Regions from separate parts of the Mus musculus genome. Here region 2 is linked to region 1. Evidence: chromatin loops called from intact Hi-C (ENCODE). Cell type or tissue: heart. All regions are shown on one strand.

Region 1 (8,000 bases):
TGGCTATTTAAAGTTTTATCTGTCTTGATTACTTCCTAATAATTTCTAATAATTATATTACTCAGTTCAAATTAAGGAGGCTTTTTTTAAGGTTCTCTAATATGTATGCATGAAATTATTCATTATCTTCTCTGTAGGTTTTGGGTTTGTAACATATGCAGTGAGTTCTGCCTGATAACACAATTAACAGAGATACAGTGCTGTCTCTTCTGACTCCTGGGACTCATGGGTCCTGCTCAGTCTCTTCTGTGCCGTATGATTGGTCTAACTTGAGCATGCAGCAGTTTCTCCAAGCTTCCCTTCCCATCGTTGCCTGCCTTGTGTTTGCCTCTCTTATGAAGTATCACAAGCAGTCTTTGTCTACCAGTTTTTGCTTTCGCAAATACTTTTAAAGAAATTGAACAGCCCTGAACAGACGCATTGGCACAATTTCATGGAGCTTTTATTCTCTGTTGTTATATATATTGTGCTATGTTTTTCTTGTGTTACCAACTAGATTGGAAGTTAATTGTTACGCCTATCAACAGGTACACTTTTTACATAAACCAAAAAGGAGATAACCAGAGATTATGAAAATCATTACCAAGAATTAGAAGTTTTTAAAAAGTTTTTTAAAAGGCTCACCATCTAGTAATCCTATGGTATTTCTAATCTTTTATTCAATAAATATTTATATGTGATGTGTAGTATGCCAAGGACTGGGGGTCCAAAAGGAACATCATGGGTTAGGTTTTTCATGAATAGATGTTATATCGAATAAAACTGTCCTTTACTTTGGCCTTGCTGATCTCAATGTGCTACATAGCTATAATAGTATATATTAGTCATATTTAGGCCAGATATGACGCTAAGTCTTACCTATAATAAGTTCATACAGCCAGTGATACAGACTTCCTTCTTTTCATTTTACAGTTGAGGCATCTGAGGCTCAGGTAATGAATTTACACAGGACTTAACACTTTACACCGTAACTCTCCATTCTTTGTGATTTCTCCAGCTGTAATTTTGTGACTTCTGACTCCAAGTCCAGTATTTCCCTTTGCTTTCTCTCTGTAGCTTTATGTCTCTCTGTGCTGTGATCAGAGGTGGCTCTTCTCTCTTAAGGGAACTATCCGACCTGTGGTCAGCTCTATTAGAAAGGTTTTTATGATAAGCTTAAAAAACAAAACAAAAACCAAAAGCCCTCTTTCTAAAATTTTTCTACTTTTACCTAAATAATTTTAAGTCACATACCCCTTTAAGGTGTTTAAACTGTCAACCCACATTCCCACTCCTGAGATCTTTGCTTATAAATATATTGCATTATTTTAGATATCTTTAGAATATTTACTGTCTCTGTCACTATTGGTAAACAAATTTTAGGTTGCTTGTAGGCTTTGGTTTCAGTTTTGGTTTTTTTTTTTTTTTGTTGCTTATTTTTGTTTGTTTGTTTGTTTTACTATGGCCACAGAAAGGGTTGTACTTCCTCAAGATTAAAAAGATAAAAAGAGCTTGGGGTGACTGCTCAGCCATTAAAGGTGCTTTCCCACAAGGACCAGTGTTCAGATTCCAGAATCCACATAAATGCAGGCCATGGCACCTTACTGCATTTATCACCTTAGAAAATGAAGATTAGAGGTCCTCAGAGCAAGCTGGCTAGCCAGACTAGCTGAAAATTAGTGAGCTCCAGATAGCAAGTAACAATTGGTTATATACAAAGAGGTTGACCAAGTAATTAAAATATATTACAGATTGATGGTATCTGACTTTGAAGAAGAAAATTATAAATACAGAAGAAAGGAAACTAGAAAGAATCTTACAGTGTTGCATGGAGATATTAGTTTGAATTCATCGTTCAAAATACTAGTAGGAAGTACATAGCTATAACTAGGGCATGTGGGGATGTGTATATATCCCTGTGTCACCCACGGTCTGCTCACAGAGTCTGAAAGCCACAGAACCCTGGTACCATTCCTTCTGTCTAGATTTTGGCATCTGTATACCATTCTCTATCTAAAGGAGCCAGTACCCCTCAGAAATGGCTGTGTCTAGGGCCATGGCAGAAGAGTGAAAGTGAGTGAGGAGCATCCTTTTTTTGTGAGGAAAGGATGTGCTCAAAGAGTGATGACAGCTTCTTAGGCCTGGGAAGCCACTGACCTGATGCACTTTGTGAGGCAAAATACTGAACAGTAGCTATAGATTTATAAGCCCTTCTATAAAATAGCTAAGTTGTGTTGATATTAATTCAAAAGCATTATGAAAAATAGAATTCTTACTTTCCAATGAAATACTTACAAGTTAGTTACACAAGGTAGTTTTGCAGTTGGTCAGCACTGGCAGATACTGTCTTGATGTACTGACAGTTGATAATTCAGATTCACTTCCTGACAGAATAAATGCAGCAAGTCACATCACCTGAGATACACCTCCAAATCTGCATAGCCTGAGCTACTCTGGAGGAAAGCTCTGGCAAATGGAGAGCTGCTTTGGCCTGTGACAGCAAGGTCACAGCAGTTAGGACATGTAAGAGAGCCTAAGATGGTACAGGCTGTTTCCTAAAAAGTTATTACAAGACCACTCGAGCAATATCTGAGTTAAACAGTAAATATAGAAAGGTTAATTAGATCGTTTTGGTCTGTTGTACAGCACACATGTTCACGTACACACTAAAGATGTTTGAAGACAGTAGAATGATGTTCACAACTGACTTTTAAAATGGTACAGAAAGAAAAGTTTCTGTCCTTGTAACTTTTTTTTTGTTAAGTGTAGGACTTTACAAAATTAAAACAGTAACCAAAAAGATTGTTTAAAACCTAAATGGGAAAATCTCTGAATGAGTTTTTAAGATTGATGTTGAGAGCTGGAGAAATAAAGAGCTTGCCTAGAAGGTCTGAAAGAAGGTCCCAAGGACTCATAGAAAATCTTGGTGTGGTGGTGTTGGAGGCCACCTTAGCACTTGTGTGTAGGGTAGGGGTAGGAATCGGAAAATCTTTGGGACTCACTGGCCAGCCAGTATGACTAAATTGGTTACTTTCAGATTTCACTGTGTGCCCTTACCTAAAAAACTAAAATGTAAGGTGATAAAGGAAGACACCTGCCATCAACTCTGGCTTCTATACACATGTATGCGTGCGCACACACACACACACACACACACACACATACATACACACACATCATCACCATCATCATCATCATCACCATCACCACCACCAAATATAAGTAACAAATAAATTTAGTAAAAGCAATCTTGTGTTCATGAATAAGGAACAAAACCGTCTTCACCTATATTAGATTCTCCTGCTAGAGTCTTATAAATAGCCCGGCTAAGGACAGAATAACTAGAGAAACAAAAGTTTCCTAATGTGTAGCAGACTAGCTTGTAGGCATCCAGAGATCAGAAACGGAAAGGGATGGCTGGAGCTGCCTTGCTATAAGGAAGAACAGACGCTTAAGGAAGCAGAGGACTTTATCTGGGTGTGGTGCCTGAGTCCTATTTGCAAGAAGAGATTAGGGTTTTCATATGGAGTTTTTGTTTGTTTGTTTGTTTGTTTGTTTGTTTGTTTGAGAAATTCTGCTTTTAAACAGATAAATGATTTCAAGAATTCATACTTTAAACATAAAATGATTGTTTCAGAGTCGCCCCCCTCCCCCCAGCTGGCCCTAAACCCTGAATTCCTTCCACAGCTTCATAAATGCTAGGATTACAGGTGTGCATCCTTCCCCAGTACAAAGTAATCCTTATGCTTCAGTGACCGACTTTGATGCTGTGCTGCAATGCTTGTAACTTAAAAATGATGTATTAATTATGGGTACCTCTTACATTTATATTCTCCATTTAGTATGAATTTGTTTTTCATATAAATAAAGCACAGAGCTTTTTATATAGTATGGTGAGGATAATCAATAATTAATGTCATGAAGTTACAGAGGAACCAGTACCAAAGGAGAGTGTAGCTGATGGTCACAGGTTTCTTTTTTGCTTTTTTAAAGCTTTGTCACTATGTTTCAATATTAAGTGCAGTTTAAATAAAATTAACTAATATATCTGTAAATTTATTAGATGATATTTTCCTTACATTATAGAGAGCTCTTGTTAAAAATCACATACTTAATAGTCACTGTGTTTATAATAAATTTGTATTTTAAGTTAGAATAACTTCTAATTATCAAATTCTCTTAAATTTATATGAGATTTAAAAAAAATTTTTTTTAAAGCCAAAGCTTAGGACTCTAAGTACTACAACATTTAGTTGAGGAAGAACTTCCAAGACACAAGGGGGCACTGTCTTTCTATAATCTGAATGAATTTTACCTAGCTTTTTCCTTACTGTAAATGTTCTTCTTTCCCCAAATTTTTCTTCATAATCATATAAGCTAAAATATTATTTGGCTAAATCTACAATACTCAAACCCATTGTAAGCATTCCTAGTTTACAATTCACCATGCCAGTAGCATAATGCTGAACCTTTTCATGTGTTTACATGAGTTTGAGAACGGCGAATGATTGGCAGGTTGGAGGTGGTCAGCACACTCGGCTGTTGCTGTGTGGGTCTGGGTGGAGACTGCTGTAGAACCATTGGGTTGCTCTGGGGAGTACAGCGACTATGCTTGCAGAGCAGCAGGATAAAGACTGCACTGTTCCAGCTGCAGCTGCATTTTCCATCAAGTATCGCGTTGGTGCTGATGACTGTTTTGTTTTTATTGTCATGGAAACTTGGATCTGTAGAATGGATATTCTATTCATCTGGGAAAATAGCAATTCCTTGCATAAAACATAGGGCCTTCCAGAGCAGTTCCTTAAAATAGATATTCCCTGAGTATGATCCAAAAATTTGAGGAAGTAAGAGTGGAAGAAAGCAGTCGTCTGACCACTTGTTCAGAATTAACGGATAACTACATTAAGCTCATTACTTGCCATTAGAAATTTGAAAGGCATGGCATTTATTTAGTCAGTGTAATTGCTATCTGCCCTCTAGACATTTCTTTCAGATATTAAGATCTGTTGGGAATTCTGAACCTATGTCCTATTAAGCAATTGCTTAACAAACAGCCCTTTTAACTTCATGCTGCTTATCTGTTATAATCTTCCACTCAAATGTCTTTCGTCATGGAACACTTTTTAAGGAGCTTTACTCAAAATGAAGAAATGCTACTAGAAATTATTATTCGTTTTGGGAATGAAAAGAAAGAACAGAATTAACGATGAGGTCAAAAGGTCCTTATACATAGCTTTATGAGTTGTGAATAGAAAGGAATAACCACAAGCCATTTTCTGTGTAGTCCAAGGGAGCTCTAATTGTAGTTAGTGATTTAGAAAATACAAATGTTTAGTAAATGATAATAACATGCAGATGAGGCCAGTGTGAGTTAAAAGAATTCTCAAACTTATATTGAGAAGAGGGATAGTTATGTTATGACAGCCTATTGAAAGTTATTGGTGAGGCTTTCTACAGGGTAAGGCTTTTTAACATCTTAAAAAAATAAGAGAGAAATGTCAGAGTGCCAATGTTTTAAGTAAGAAAGTCAGTAATAACCTATGACAGGAAGTGTCATTTGAATGGGACATGGAAGTTCTTCCCAGAGAATGGTTGTGCCAAAGGGCTATTGAGCCCTGTAAACTTCAGTAGAGCAGAGGATTTGAAATGTAAAAAAAAAAAAAAAAAAGACACATACAAATCTATAAAAATGCTCAGATAGAAGGGCAGAGGAGATGGCTCCTTTGAAAAGGTATTTATCACACAGGTGTGAGGATCCCAGTCCTAGAGAGGTAGAAACAGGAAGCTTGCTGGGATTCACTGGCCTGCCAGTTTAGCAAGTGTGGGATCTCAAAGACCCAATGGGCCACAGACAACATTGTGTGATGAGATCACAAATATATTTGTCTACATTGGCTATAATACTTATTTTTTAACTTATTTTTTAAGTGTAAGGATTTTTTATTTGTGCATATATTTATGTGGAGCTGGGGTAGCTGTGTGAGGTAATTAGTTGTAGGTGAGTTCAGGTGTTTTTAGAGTTCATGGGCCTCAGGCCCCAGTGTGGAGCTAAAGTTAGAGGCTGTTGTGAGCCATCCAATCTGAGTGCTGAGAACTGAACTTAGGCTCTCTGCAAGAGCATTATGTGCGCTATTAATCACTGAGCCATCTCTGCAGCATCTTAAGTATAAGTTTTAGTGTCGGTTTTAAAACTATGTTTTACAGAGCTTAATTGCTTTATTGTATGTGTGTGTGTGTGTGTGTGTGTGTGTGTGTATGTGTGTATACATATATATGGAGAGAGAGAGTCTGATATAGGTAAACAATTTTCAAAGTCAATGTAATTCCTATCCAACAGAGAGATGTGCTTTAAGAATGACTTCTAAATAATATGATTTACTAACATCTTGTACAAATACCTATAACAAGAATTTTTAAAACTTGCACAACTATGTGACATTGAAGTTAACTAACCAAAAGCTGATTGCAGAAAACTCGGAACTGGGCATTCTGTGAGTGAAATGAAGAGAGAGAACTGGACTGTCTCCAGCTTTGTAACCTTTGGTAAATAACTCCATGCTTTACAGAAGACAATATTCATAAAGCAAGCAGTTTGTTGCTCATTCACATGTGTCAGCTCACTTTAGTGAGATTTCCAATGCCATGTAAAGTATCTCTCAAATTAGAGACCAGAATCTCTTTACAACATTTTAAAATAGAAACATTAAATAAAATTCTAGATTTTCTAAAAGTTTTGTTTGTTTGTTTGGTTGGTTGGTTGGTTTTGGCATCAACTGAATTATGGCAAAATGTTACAGAATAAGTAGCTGGGGTTTGGAAGGCAGACAGGTGAGGAGGAACTTGGTATTTGCTTTGGTTTCCTGAGTGCTGCTCTATGTGCACAAGTGAGGCAGTTTAACTTGAGAGCAAGGAGAAATTCCCCACATAGGAATACAATGAGTAATTGCTGAAACTCAGGTGAAGCTGAAAAGATTTTTTCCATCTAAAGCTGTTGTGTTGGCAGAAGTAAATTAGTACTGTCCTGGACGTACTGCAACAAACTTAAAGGCAAGCCTGGGAAAGGACTAAACTAATTCCAAGGCACTTGACTGTTGCCTGGCATTTTTTAAGGAATACAGCAAAATCTAGCACCCCAAGTACACATTTTCTAAGACCTAGCATTGACTTATATATCACTAGGACATAAAATGGATTGGGGAATTTGAAAAACATTCATCCCAGAAAGTATGTAGATGTGGAACCAACAACGAAGGATATTGAGGTAGCTGTTAGAAATGTGTTCATCAGCTCAGGTATGTAGAGGAGATGGTGATGCCAAAGGAGAGAAACTCATGGAATTTCTGAGTGAGAGTATATTATCTGGAAGGAAATGTGGAGGATGAGAGTGACTGCCAAGTACTTGCAGCAGCAGCAGCTTTTCTGATCCATGAGAGCTGAGTTGCAGATATTTGACTTAAACCCGAAGGAGAAGGCACATTTGGTGGCTAATGTCTATCTATATCTCAGTACTCAGGAGGCTAAGGCAGAGTTACTGCAAGTTTGATGCCAGTTTGAGCCACAAAGTAAAACTGTACACACACACTCACACACACACACAGACAGACACACGCACACACACTGCAGGTCAACATGATACACAAACTAGAAAAAGCAAGCACTACCCCATCCTCAATGAATAAAAGTAGGTAAAATGACAGCAAGTTTGCAGATCTCCGGAGTGCCAGTTACCAGCTACCATCTTTCCAGTGATTGGAAAGAGCTATGGGAATCTTAGCAAATGTCATCACCAAAAATACATACATAAAATCAAAGGCTGGCTTCATTGTTTCTTTTGAGGTTTTTTTTTCCTCAAGCCTCCGCTGACTCTCATAGGAGAGAGAAGATTGAGCAGGGGTCAGTTTCCCCAGACATTCATTTCAAAAGATTTGAGCTGCTCTGGGAGTAGCAAAGTCTTTTGACCGTGAGGCAAGTGATTGAGGAAGAACTGAAACTTGTCTCAGACCTAGGAACCAAGTACAGGT
Region 2 (8,000 bases), 62 kb after region 1:
TCACCAGCCCAGAAGAAAAAGAGCACACCTAGAAAAAAAAATCAAAATCTGTGTGATGTTAAAAAAAAAAAAAATTCAGTCTAAAACCTGTCTATACTCTCCTTTATAGATAATTTATTTAAAAAAAAAAACTTTTGTTTGCCTATAGTTTTTCTTAGGTTGCTTAACAAGTTCAAAGCCTTGTTCTAGTCTTGAACACTTCAGAAATTCTGGTGTATTTTGAAGAAGTTAAGACCTATGGGTCCTTGTCATTTGGTTTTGTTTGTGTGTGTGCACATATACCAGTAGGCAGTCCTATGATTATAGAGCCTTCTCTGGAACAATTATCAAGTTCCAACATATAATAACTCTATACCAGGTTATTTTAAATGATGATTGAGAAGTAAACTGCAATTCATGTGGTGAAAGAATTGCTCAGCCAAGAGATCCAGGAACTAGTAATTGTTAGTGAAGGATTTTTTTTCCCCTCACCATCCATTTTAACATTTTAAAGAAAACTACTTTGTCATGGTGGTGTGTGATCAAAAGAAGTATATACCCTGTGCTTTGGCTCTGAGATATTTCAGTTGTGGCAGCTGTGCCTCATAAAGGAGTTGTGGAAGGAGCACCATAGAAGTGCCCTGACACTTCTGTTGGTGTCTGGACATAGAAATCCTATTTGTTTATCTGCTTGCTTCTCCAGGAGACTGGGCAGCTCTTACACATTCTCAGTATAGTCTTGGGATTTTCGAAGAGAAATTAAACAAGTATTCTTGCTCCTGTCCTCCAAAGTACAGGCCATTTAATTGGTTTCTGTTAACTGTCCAGATGGATATTTTCTTTATTGCTAATCATGAAACATTTCTAGACTTCAAATTAGATTTTGAGATATTTGTAAAGAAGCAATGAAAAACTTGCTATCCCATGATAAATAAACTTTATCATGTGTCTTTGCTCTGTGCTTGGTAATGGTTTTAAGAGGGACTCACTTGTTTGTTTTGTTTTGCTGATGACATGAGAGGCCAGACCAGCACTGTGGGCAGACTGAGCACATACTCAGCCACACTGCCAGCATCCAAAACACGTGCACTAGTGTATGGCACAGTTGGTAGATTTTGGTTAAAATGTTTATCTTCATAATTAAGACTTAGATGGAAAATTTTTCCCATGGGGAATTACCAAAGTCAAGATCACAAACTTAGGTCAGTGGTTTTTTTAGAGAGTGGCTGCAAGGTCACTATGATTTCAGGTCAATAGCTGTTGTCTTTAATGTAGAGCAGTCATCAGTAATGCGGCTAAAGGGGGAACCATTTTCACTAGATTTTTATATTCTTGTTTTATTTTTTGTAAACATTTTAGAGTGTGAAGGTTTGAGGTCTTAGAAGCAGTCTCTTCAACACTCAATTTTTTTTTTTTTAATTTGTTGGTTGGTTGGTTACAAAGTAGCACATACTACAAAAATGTGGTCAAATAAGAAGTCTGTAATTTGGGTGTCTTATTATATGCCTGACTTAGCAATATTGCCCCAAATTCTGCAAATTTAGGACATGGGTCTCTTAAATCCTTTCTTCTCCTGCTAAACTGGAAAGGGGAAGCCTCGGAAATGTCTGTTATTTGAATTTGTGCACTCACAGATTCTGTTCTTCCCTTGTTTTTGAGATAAGATCTCATGACCTAGCCCAGGCTGTCCTCACACAGTGGTCCTACTGCCTCAGCCTCTTGAGTGCTGCGATTATAGGTATATGCCGCCACAGTAGGGAGTTTCTGTGTTTAACCCTCCTGCATCTCTTTTCACCCTGACCTTCCTTGGATGCAATAATTTGTAATTTACTGAATACATCCTTCAAGGATTATGGACCTAATTTTATGTAAACTTTTAAATTTGCTTTCATTACCCTTAAAGTCTACCTTCTAGGGACTACTTTTCTTAGAAATGATGCCAACTTTTTATGAAGAATTATTTGTGTCATGTTTAGATTTACTTTTCTAGCCAGATTGGATGTTTTTTTGGGATAGTGGAATGTGGCATGCTTAGAAGTGTATACGGTAAGATTAACTGTTAAACTGTCTATCAATTACAATTTTCTTTGGAACACTGTGTAGAATTTTATGTCACATGAAACATTCTTACTTAAGGATAATTTTGACAAATATGGTTTTAACGAGATATGGCCCTTGTCTTGATTCAAATACTAGAAATGAAGCTGAACAAGTAGAAGACTAAAAAAATGGAAAGCAGATCATTTCCATTAATTTTGATGAATATCTATTTTCTCTTATGTCTTTCTTTCTTTTTTTTTTTTTTTTTTTTTTTTAGTTTGTTTTTGGGGGGTTTTCTTTTCTTTTCTTTCTTTCTTTTCTTTTTTTTTTTTTTTTCTAGACAGGGTTTCTCTGTATAGCCTTTGCTGTCCTGGAACTCACTCTGTACTGTAGACCAGGCTGGCCTGGAACTCGGAAATCCGCCAGTCTCTGCCTCCGAAGTGCTAGGATTAAAGGTGTGCACCACCACTGCCCGGCAGAATATCTATTTTCAATCAACAGAAAATGAAAAAAGAACAGAGACTTTTGTAGAGAAGCCTGGAATTTGAAGTTTCCTGAAAAGTCCTTAGCATAGTTGGCTTAACTGAAAATATTTTTTTCTTAAATCATCAAAGAGGTAAATCATTTACTTACCTAATTTAGGCCTTATAAATATTGAAATAGCGATAACTTTTCTTTTTTTTTTTTTTTAAGATAAAAAGACAATAAACCTTAGGCTGGGAATCTTGGGTTTGCTAATCAGAGCTGTGTGGCTCCAAGTCCCAGTCTCTTCAGGGTCTCTGTCATTCATCACGCTGCCTGTGTGCTCTGTGCTTCCCATCTTGTGATAACATACTAGTTATTTTAGGGTGTTAGACAAAATGTTGTGAATATTAAGTCTGACCATGACCTAAGTTCTTCTGCAGCATTGTGGGTAGACACAAATCAGGATGAAGAATTCCTAACAGTGCAGAACTCCTATGCAGGCGGCAGGTCTGCTGAAAGTCAGGGTTGAAAATCCGCCCTTTCTCCAGCTGAGTCGTTTTTTTGTCAGACTGAGTCATAAGATTAACCCCTGACAAGTTCCTTTAAAAAAGAAAGAAAGCAAAGATGAAACAAGCTCATTGAGTAGGGCAGCACTTGATGGGCTAGAAACATTCCCTGTAAGATGAGTCGCCTAGGGAAAGGGGCTGCAGCTGTTGCAGAGACTGGGGATTTGTTGGCAGGTCGGGGGAGGGGGTTGTTTGTTTGTTTTGTTTTTTTAAATAGAGAAAAAGACCTTGACATAGAAGAGAGTTAATAATTGTGGTAAAGAAAATGACTATCCAGCCGGGCAGTTCCTAAACCTCCTCTCAATTTAGATAGTAGTATGGTGCTTTATGGAGGAGGAGGTCTGCGGGGGAGGGGTGGGGGGTGGCTTTAATATCCTTTTTCTCCCCTAATATGAGTCTGTCTTATAGACTGTCGCTGTCTTCAGACACATCAGAAGAGGGCATTGGACCCCATTTCAGATGGTTGTGAGATACCATGTGGTTGCTGGGAATTGAACTTAGGATCTCTGGAAGAGCAGTCAATGCTCTTAACCACTGAGCCATCTCTCCAGCATGCTTTAATATCTTTTTAAATTTTATTTTATGTATAATGGTGTTTTGCTTGAGTGTATATCTATATTACCACATGTGTGTCCGGTGCCCCAGGAAGACATAAAAGGATGCCCTAGGATTTAAGTTACAGATGGTTGTGAGCCACCATGTGGGTGCTAGGAATGGAGACCAGTCCTCTGGAAGACCAGCCTTCTTAATTACTGAGCATCTCTCTAGCCCTCCCTTCTACATTTAAACTGAACAGTAAATCTTAACCAGTTGTTAATTTTATAGCTGCCCTGCCCGCCCACCAAAAAGATTTGTTTAGTTTTACTTTGATTTTGTTGTTGTTGTTGTTGTTGTTGTTGTTGGCCTGATTGCTGCCCTCAAATTATTACATTCTTGCCTCTAAAATAAAAACAGGGGAAGAAAGTCTGTTTCCTTGTGTTATAATAGCCATGGCTGCATAGAGATTTACATTATACTGCTTGTTTTACCAGCAAAGCTAGCAAGCACTTTCTCTGTTGAGCTTAACTTCTGCAGGCTTTTCTTTTCTTACTCATTGTAAAAGTTATTTCAGGCTAGAAAAGAAAACAACTGAAAGTTGTCAGTGCATTGTGGCTTTCTTCTCCTTATTCTCTCATGATTACTATTGAAAACTACGTTGTTTTTTGTTTTTTTTTTAGTAATTAATAGAAGAGAGAAATTTTTATCTTAGATTGATTTTTTTTTTCAGTTTAGTTCTGTCAAAAGAGAACAACTTGTCTATGAAAGACTAAAATTTACTTGAAAGGTTTTAAGACATGGCATTGTTAATTGTAAATCAAAGCTTTTCACACAGTTCTCCAAGGGCTGAGGCAGGCTTTTGTGGTCCCTCAGGAGGGAGGAAGTTGCTTGTGCTCTGAGACTGGCATTTAATAGCTGCTGTGCAGTGATGTTCTTTTGCAGCTGCTGCTAGGCCTTTTCTGTATCTGGGGAGAGTGGGAGCGCTCATTGTTGGCCTGATGCTGTCAGCTTTTGAATCCTGTGTTAGCTGGCCCTATTGCCTGGTGCTGTTTATTACTGTGACTCAATCAGTATGTTTCCTGAGAATGGTGTTTGTTTGGGGTTTTTGTTTGTTTGATTGGTTCAGTTTTTGTCTCTTACAGACTAGTCATAGAATATTTCAATGGATTTCTGCCTCATGAAAAGTGTGTTTTAAAAAGGTGATGTGTCCCTTTGCACAATCCTGCTGTTATCTTTGAAGTACAGAGAGAAGAAATAGTACAAAGAGGGTTTGATGTGGGTAATGAAAAAATAAAGGTTGTTACTCTGTTTTTGTGGGTTAGAATCTACACAAAATGATAAATTGTAAGAGTGTTTTAGATAGTAAATTGTGTCTGTGTGAAACATACTTAGAGACAAAGCTTCAAGTCTTTGACTTTATAGTATTAGCAAGAAAAATCAGACATTTTTCCTAAGAAATGTTTTTAACATGAATATATAACTATAAATAATGATTCCATAGGAATAAGGGGAAACTTCTAGTAAGCCATATTTACTTTTCTAGCTAGAATGCACCTTTTATCTCTACACTCACCAGCCTTTCAATCTTTAAATTATAACACTTTTTCCTGTTCCATCACCAAATTGTTTATTACATACTAGATGTTCTAAAGAATGCATTCCTTTGTAAACTCTTCATTAGTGTTGTGAATGAGAAATCGAAGGAACTTTATAAAAAATCTTTATTCATTAAACTTTTCCTTTTCAAGAATGTCATTTTAAGCATAGGTAATTTTTTTCCCAAGCATAGGTAATTTGTTTTGAAGATAATTTCTAATTTTAAGAATTTTTTTCACAATGTAACAAAACAAACAACAAAAAGAAAATTCTAAAACACAGTACGTTCTAGTCAGTGAAGTGGTCCTTAAATGGCTTTCTCCAGGAAGTGATTTTGAACAAGGCTTAACTGTCTGGATCCTCCTTGTCCCCTATGATTCAGTGTTTCCAGTTCCTGATTGCTTGATCATGTGTTTATCAGAGTTGAAAGCAACTTTAGACCATGCCAGATGGTAAAGTAACTAGAGGTGTAGCAAGCAAGGCTTCCTTTCACAAGTGCACTAATTTAATTCAAACTAAAAACAGATTAGCAGAAGATTGTGCGCTCTCCCTCTCTCTCTCTCTCTCTCACACACACACACACACACAGAGAGAGAGAGAGAGAGAGAGAGAGAGAGAGAGAGAGAGAGAGAGAATTGGTTTTTCTTTTGTACATTTACCTTTAGGATACAGTATTTCTTTTTATTTAAATACAGTGTGTGACCTTTGTATATTTATTTCAACATTCCAAAGTTTGTCTCTTTGGTATCTTCCACCAATGCTAGGATTTGGTGGAAATTGAAAGAAGTTGATTACAGCATAAACCCTCCCTCTGTGCTCTGTGAGTTGGTTCAGTCCTATTTTGCATAAGTTCCTTTTGAGTAGTTCCATGTGTGAATGCATAGTACTGAAGACTTGTGCTGCCTGTGTGGATCTATGTCTTGGAGAGAAGCTGTGTGCATCAGCTGCAAATAACATTTTAAAAATCAACATGTACTGTGCTTATCCTGTCCCTGGAATGGGCAACAATTCTTTGATGTATTACTACAATGGGAAAACGGTAAGCCTTATTCTTTCTTCATACAGTGCCTTACTGACTTGTTTAATGAAAAGTGGTGCAATTTAACTGCATTTTAGTAAAATTCAGGCAGGTTTTATTCTTTTACCATATGTTAGATTATATATTTATTTGTGTCATTGAAGTCATGTCTTCAACAGTTACTTGGAATAGTGACTTCAGCAGCTTAGTAGTTGTTGGCTTTTATTTATTTTTAAATTAGTATATACTTGAATTTGAGTTCTTTTTAGTTTAACAATATTCTAGCATAAGCTTGAAAGTACCCTTATTTTTTACATTTTCGTATATTCTAACATAACGTATACATAAAGACATGAACCTACTGAGTGTTATGTGATGCTCTGTAGCTGGACGGGAGAGATGAAAGTCATCCGGGTATTCATAAAAGGAACAAGCGTGAAGCTCTGGGAGTGATTAGGGAGCAGTCAGCTATCGAAGGCCGTGTTTCCTGTTTGGAGTTTCAGGTCCAGCCTGACTTTCCTGGGATACCATCTGTTTCTAATCATGCTAGAATTCTGACTCTGTGGAGATTTATAACATAAATCACTATTTTTTTAAAAAATGCATTTCTACATTTCCAAATAATATAGTCCTGGTCAATTTATAGCCCATCTTTAGATGTTTAAAAATAGTTTTTTTGTACTGCTAAGCAAGAATATTTTGTTTTTTAATTACTTAGTATTAACTACTTATTGTATTTCTGAAAAACAAATCTTTAAAAGCCATAGGAATTTTGTATATTGTAAAAAGTATCCTGAGAGGTCCAGAGAGAGCTGCCATTGTGGAATATTTGCTGCGCATTGGGAAGCGTTACCTTACGCCACTTACTAACGCTCCCCTGAGGTCAGCAGCTGCACGCTCAGCTCTGCTCTCAGTCGCTCACATTTTATGAAAATGCATTTGTTGTAGCGTAAGTAATTTTTGTGGAAAAGCATTTTAAATATTGGCATTTTAATTTTTGAGAAATTAATTACATTTCCCTAAAAGAGTATGAAGTTCAGTGTATTCGCTCTTTCCTTTTTTTCACTTGAAAGTAGCATGTGCTGTTGGAGGCCAACGAGCACCGGAGGAAGGTTTTCATCTGTCTGCTGCTCCCGTGCTTCGGATCCATCTAGTGGGTTCATTGTGGACTCTTGAGTAACCTTTATTAGTAGATGATAGCCAGGCCAAAGAAACATTGAAGCTCATTGCAAGTATGTAATCAAGCTTCCAGTAGTCAGGACCTTCAGAGCATGTGGGAAAAAGATTCAAGTGGGCAAGCCAAAGCCACGTTACTTTCTGGATAATAGTCTCCTTGTCAGCTGCCTTTCAAATGTAAAATATCAAATAAAATAAAAACCTTTTTGTGTTCAATTCCAATTAAAAAGAAGTCTGTTTAAAGATGGCATGGAGGTGTGTGAGCATACACACATGTAAATTCAGTGACGTGCACTTCCCAAATCCCTGTGCTATGACTGTAGCTCAGCTCACTCGGCCTCAGGCGTCTCTTTGTTCTGCACCGAGTGGGGCAGCGGGACATTTTTGATAATATAAGCATTCCAAGTTTATGGTACATGGCATAGCTGGTATTGTAGAGATGCAGAGCTTGAAAATTGATAGCCCTGTGCCTAACATAGATCAAAGGGGACCTATATATGTCCTTGGAAAATATATGAGGCAATCATACATTATCTCAGTCCTGTGTCATGAGAGTCTACACATCTTATTGTTTTATACATGGTTATTCTCTACTAATTACAAGAATTTTATTGACATTATGA

The links. A loop is a pair of places that touch in the nucleus more often than their neighbours do. Peaks named below come from ENCODE experiments on the same cell type or tissue, not always from the same donor. Only the 100,000 strongest peaks of a DNase experiment are listed, where the experiment ranks them.
Region 2: it touches region 1 in a loop (2.1-fold over the local background); 4 of 42 quality-filtered maps call a loop at or near these places.

What each region holds. Positions count from the first base shown.
Region 1 is chr9:71,956,472-71,964,471 of GRCm38, reverse strand. All of the region lies in intron 5 of Tcf12 (transcription factor 12), which reads left to right. Among named protein-coding and RNA genes, the nearest start is that of Tcf12, 150 kb to the left of the region's middle. In heart, a CTCF peak has its summit at 4,254 (motif pointing right); a DNase peak (open chromatin) is centred at 4,601.
Region 2 is chr9:71,894,152-71,902,151 of GRCm38, reverse strand. The region is part of intron 8 of Tcf12 (transcription factor 12); the gene reads left to right. Among named protein-coding and RNA genes, the nearest start is that of Cgnl1, 130 kb to the right of the region's middle. In heart, no CTCF peak of the experiment used is centred here; a DNase peak (open chromatin) is centred at 4,511; H3K4me3 peaks cover 2,060 bases; H3K27ac peaks cover 2,048 bases.